2 separate regions of the Homo sapiens genome follow, and region 1 is linked to region 2. The links are chromatin loops, found by intact Hi-C in ENCODE. Cell type or tissue: endothelial cell of umbilical vein. All regions are shown on one strand. Links, peaks and the distances in the headings refer to the core of each region. The heading gives the core; the rest is flanking DNA. Region 1 has its middle 110 kb from the start of TMEM170B. Region 2 has its middle 12 kb from the start of LINC02530.

Evidence for each region. Hi-C counts contacts between places; a loop is a spot of excess contacts. Peaks named below come from ENCODE experiments on the same cell type or tissue, not always from the same donor. Only the 100,000 strongest peaks of a DNase experiment are listed, where the experiment ranks them.
Region 1: it touches region 2 in a loop (9-fold over the local background); 1 of 110 quality-filtered maps calls a loop at or near these places.

What each region holds. Positions count from the first base shown.
Region 1 is chr6:11,649,002-11,651,932 of GRCh38, reverse strand. No RefSeq gene overlaps it. Among named protein-coding and RNA genes, the nearest start is that of TMEM170B, 110 kb to the right of the region's middle. RefSeq lists enhancers at 592-1,197, 1,198-1,803. In endothelial cell of umbilical vein, for the core only: no CTCF peak of the experiment used is centred there; a DNase peak (open chromatin) is centred at 1,492; H3K27ac peaks cover 2,414 bases.
Region 2 is chr6:12,572,048-12,574,978 of GRCh38, reverse strand. No RefSeq gene overlaps it. Among named protein-coding and RNA genes, the nearest start is that of LINC02530, 12 kb to the left of the region's middle. In endothelial cell of umbilical vein, for the core only: no CTCF peak of the experiment used is centred there; a DNase peak (open chromatin) is centred at 1,638; H3K27ac peaks cover 2,500 bases.

The sequences.
Region 1 (2,931 bases), core at 301-2,800, 920 kb after region 2:
CATCAGATTATTTGGGGCCAACGTTCCCCCAGTGCTTAAGAATCACTGTTATAAATTCTTCTTCCTTGCAGCTCTCAGAACTGATCCCTCCTCTCTTTGGCACGTATCTCTGCCTCAGTTCCAGCTCTCAGCCCCCTCCCTGAATCCCACAGCACCTCCCAACTATGTCCCTGCCTTCAATCTGCCCCATCATCCCCAATCCCTACATTGCTGCCAGAGTGAGCTCTCTGACATGTCTGTCTGAGGTGATGGATATTATTGGGTGTCTCTCAGCATCATTCTGTCTTCTTCTTTAAACAGAGACTGGATTTCGTTCAGACACCTAAATCTCCCACCTTTGCCCTATGCTTCTAGGAAAGCTGTCTCTTCTCCCTTTTCCTTGGGCAGGCCTGATTGATCGAAGAGTTAGCCTATCCACTTACCAGTGACTGTTTTAATATTGGTCCATGTTTCAGTTCTGGACAATGTTCTGGAAGGAAAGGTTTGTGGCTGCTTCTGGGAATATTCTTCACTTCTTATCTGCAGGCCATGAAACGTGTAAAATTCTGCCATGACACTATCACACTGCCTTACTCATTTATGTGTTTGGATCCCTACAGAGACTGTAAGCTCATAGCGTAGGCCTTCTCTTACTCTACTCTTCATCCCACTCCTAATACTGGCACATAGTAGACCTTCAAATAACAGTTGCTGAATGAATGAATGAATGAAGGAATGATGTTTAAATTATCAAGGGTGGTGAATCTTCCCAAAGCACTTCCTAACAGACAAAGGGACAGAGATCCTACTCCACAATAAAAGAGCATCCACTTATTGATGATGTTTGCTATAAACTCACATCTGTTGCAGCTGCCTTTTCCAGAACACAATGCCAGGCCAGATGTCAACCTTCTTTCCTAAGTAGGAAGTGTTTCCTAAGTCACATACACAAGAAGACCTCTCTACAGGATGTTATGATTGCCCCTTAAAGGCAGCAACAAAGCAAGGTTTTAGGACACCAGAGTCAGATGCACTTTGAACACCCTGTCTTCTCAGCAGAGGCAACATCATGTACTGGCCTGAATCATCAAAATCAACAAGACAGGTAGTACAGAAGGGTATGAACTTGAAGCAGAAGGGACCCTGGCCTCACCGGCAGGGCATTACAATTTGAAGTGGACATAAAGCATAATCACCAAAGACATTAAATTAAAAATCCTGCCTGCCCCCATAAAGCCCAGAGGACAAATTAGTAGAGTTGTATACAGGCTGCAATGGAATCATTTGCAATTAAGAGCAGTAATTTAGCTTCTGTTCCTGTAATTATAACTGCTCCTGTGTGGACAGACAGATCCCTCATTGTGTCTGGAACAATCGCAGCATTCCAAACATAAAGCAAGCCAAAGTAGCATACCCCAGGGCCGCCTCTTTCAACAAGCTATCGCTCAACAGCCCCCCGGTGCAGCCGGCTTGAGGGCCCAGTTTCCTGCCATTGTTAGCCTGCTGAGCCTGGAATTCCATCCAAATGGGTTTGACCCCTTTGCTAAACAGCAGTGCATATTTCCCTGATTAGTATATTCCTGTGTTTAGATGGGAAGTGGCAAGGTTGGGGGAGGTGAAGGGAGAAAGACAAGGAAAATAATAAGGAAAAACAACTCCATTCTATTCATACAATGATGATAGCAACCTGGAACTCTGGCTTCATCTGCAAGTGTAATATCCGTGCTACTCATGCATAAATAAATATTCATCCATCAAAAATTCTGTGTTATGTGCATGCCATAGACTAACCAGGCTAGGAATGAGCATGCACACCTGACTTCATTAATAAGTAGTTATTGCTATGGGGGGTCTGTTTATTCTAAGAACATGCAGAAAATTATAAACTATAATCTCCTTGTGGTTGTCCTTAATTACGTGAGTTCTGTCCCTCAAGGATATTTCCTTCTGACAATGACACTGAAGAGGGGCCTTTTGGTATTCGGCAACTGGAGTGATTCCTGCATATATAGGACTGCCCTTCTCCACACCACATCTTCTCCCACCGTACCCTACTTCCTGCTGTTTCGTCTAATGCTACAGTTTCTATCCATTCATTTTGCCTTTTATATTAATCTGGAATTCCCTCTTACAGATCACTTCACCATGTATTCCTTAGCAAACATTTTTATCACCACGTTTATTAATGTCTATTTGTTAATGACCCAAAGGCAAAGAAAAAATAATTCACCGTTTAAAGTCCTACGAGGTTATCAAAATTAAAAACATATATGATTTAAAGACACCATCAAGAAAGTGAAAAAGCCCATAGAGTGGAAGAAAAGTTTCACAAATCATACATTTAATAAGGGACTTGTATCTAGAATATATAGGGAACTATGACAACTCAAGACAAATAACCCAGTTGAAAGCAGGCAAGAAGCTGAACAGACATTTTACCAAAGAAGACATACAAGTAGCCAGCAAGCACATGAAAAGATGTTGGGTGTCATTAGCCCCCAAGGATCAATCAAAACCACAATAGGATACCACTGTTACGTGCGGGTCTTTGTTCTTAGAGCTCCCAAGATATGGCGGGCCACTCTCAAGACGGGGGCAAGCCTCTTATTCTCTGACCTGGGGTTCTTGGCCTCACGGATTCCAAGGAATGGAAGCTTGGGCCATGCGGTGAGTGTTATAGCTCTACTAGAAGCCGTGAGTCACAGAAGAGAACCCTGGAACCCAGCAACTAGCGTTCAGCTCGATTAGGACGAACCCTGGGCCCTTAGCCATGCAGGAACAATAGCGAGCCTCCAGCCCGATTGGGAGCGGCAATGGGCGTCTCGCTGGATCAGAAGCACAGTGGACAACCTGACGGATCCAGAGGGGTGGAAGTCAGAGGCGGGTCTGTGACGGCGGCAAACGGCAGTAGTGGACCGCGAACGAAAGCTCAGCTCGAGCCATAACAAACAT
Region 2 (2,931 bases), core at 151-2,650:
ATGTCTCTTTCATTCTCTCTCAAATATCACAGAATATTGATCTTACGGAGAGAACACAGACAAGTTGAAAGGATTAACAGATTCAACAATAAGCAACAACTCATTTCTGTGGTTATTAAAGGACATATTAATAATTTGTTGACATTTAGTAATATGGGATGAGAATCTGGAAATGAGTACTCCACTACAAAAAAGGACAGGCAAGACTGGTAAGTGTGGGGGAGAAGGGGAAAAGATAAAAATTAGCCTAAAAACTACTCCCTTACCCTCCTGCTTACAAGTTGGTGTCTGCTTCTCAGGAAGGAGAGACAGTGTACCAATGACACAGGCAGAGTAAACTGCATGTCGTTCTCATTACAGACAGCAGCTGTGGTTTTCCCCAACAAGCCCCTTTGTTGTCATCAAAAATAACTGATATAAAGAATAAACTCCTTAGGGAACCTTTTCCAAATGGTGCTCCTTGGAACACGAGTGCCTTTTGAAAAATTCATAAGTCATTAAAAATTAAAGGGGGGTGGCCTGCAAGAATACATGGAGTTAAACAAAGTTAAGCAGATTTCTTAACAGAAGACTTGACAGAATCATTACTATAATTACACACATTGGGAAGTTTTCATATGAGTGATATAATAGGCACCATTTCCCAAACTCAATCATTCAAACATTGTGTGCATTGAACACTTACTGATTTACTGATTTATGCTGTAACTGTCACACCAAAGAGGGCAGTTTGGGAAACACTGCTCTAAGGTATTGTTAAACTCAATAATGCGTCCCTGATTATTACTGTCATGATTCTTGTGTCTCGTGAATAGTTACATTAGTAGGTACCCCACTTAAATAACCCAATCTTAAGGCTTATTTCCAAATAAGTGTACTACAACCCATATTCACAAGCCAGTTTTGGTGTTATGTTATGACAGTCTGTTTTTTATTTTATAACAACTATCACCTCTGAAAAAATAGTCCATGGACATCAGAGACTCTTAATAACAATGTTTTGGTTGAAAAGATGATAATAAGATGCTGTGGGGGGATCACAAAAGAGTAAAAAGCACGATCCCTGCTCTTAATGAGCTTAACAGTTGGCTGAGGTAGATAAGAGAATTACATGAAAAATTAAATGATATAAAAGTTACATTGTATTATACAGTAAATAAGAAGCATCATAATTAATCATGACGCATGATTAACTGAGATTAAAAGGTAATAGACAAGGTGGTATTTGTCACATCTAAGGGCATATATTTGTATGAATTGAATCACTACCCACACTCCCAGAAATATATGCACTTCCAAAAATGTGCTGCATCAACTTGGAGCCCCACCAAGACACTAGGCAGGGCTGCTTCTATTGTTTCAGGATACAGACAAGAGTGTTGAGACAAATCTCCTCCTTCCAAATTCAACCAACAGCTGAGAGCACAGCACCCTCCAACTCCCCTTAGAAGACCACAGTCTCCATCCCTAGATTGGAGTGGATCCCAGCAAGTTTACACCAAGGTCTGTTCTGAAGGAGAGACACTATCCCTCAACCTGGATCTCAAGAAGCTGGTCTGACACCCCAACCAGCCATCTGCTAACAGCCAGGCATTCCTGACATGATTGCTTGATGAGTCATTTTCAGAACTCTCAAATTTGTGAAGTGCATTGCTTTATTTCCATCCTCATTTTTCCCCCCAGCTAGAAAAGCTTCCTGATGTCGTTCTTCCTGTAAAAACATGATTAATTTTTAGCCCTTGATTAGATTCAAATTTCTGTAGAGGGCAGTGAACAGGTTGCTTTGTTCTGTCTCCAGCTAAGAACTCAAGGAAAGAAAGCCATTTAATGTCTTTTCTACCTTCGGGAGAATTCTGTGGACTTTGTCCACTGTACCATAGCATTGTAGTCACAGGGATGTGCCCACGGCTTTCAACACAAACTTGCAGCTCTTTGGAAATGGGCCAATAAGAATGCATACTAGAGAGATGGGCTAGGGAGCATTGAAAGATTGTAGACTTTGACTAGCAACTCCATTCTGATAGCTGTTTATCCACATTTTTAACATTTATAAAAATGTATAAAAATATAAAATGGCATTGTTTCTCATTGGGCTAGAAATTTTAGATATTCTAGAACTACCGTGGCATCAACATATATTTAAGACATGATAGGTTTAGACAAAAGTGATTAAACTAAAAGCCATTGGCATATGTAAGCATACGGTTCACTGATCATAATCCAAGCATCTAATTTTAATAAAATATTATCAATTGTGGTTTCAGTAGTCTGTATCATCTCCTGAACATAGTAAAGCCTCCTAAATATATGCCATAAATATCTTTTCCACACAGTTTTTTGATTCATATTTTATTTATTAGATTTATTTGTATCTCATTCTTTTCAAAACGTATTTGTAGTTGACATTACAAATGACACAGTAGGTAGTACAATAAGGAAGTGATAAGCAAATCAGTAAATGCATGCAATTATCAGCAAACAACAGTCATGGAAACCTCAACTGAAATGGACAGCTATGGGAAAATAGAGTGCTATAGATCAATAATATTTTATATTTTTATAATTGGATGAAAACATATAATGATAATATACAGTGGTTGAAATATATATATATCTACATAGATGCATGGACATAGCTTTTATAGTCTATTGTAAATATGTATATTAATACACAAAATAAACACACACATATGTGAAGAAAGAAGGATATAAAAATTATTAGAACTATAGGAAAATAGGAACTAATTGTTAAGCTTTAGTTCATGTTGAACACAGTAGCACAGAAAGCCAATAAGAATTTTGAGGGCATTTTATTTCCCTAATTAGCTTTTCCTGAAGATAGAAAATAAAGTGCTCTAATTTTAAAGAGCAAGAAGTAAAGCAAAGAGTTAGCAATGACCCATGTAAATGTGGATAACAAAACCACTCTCT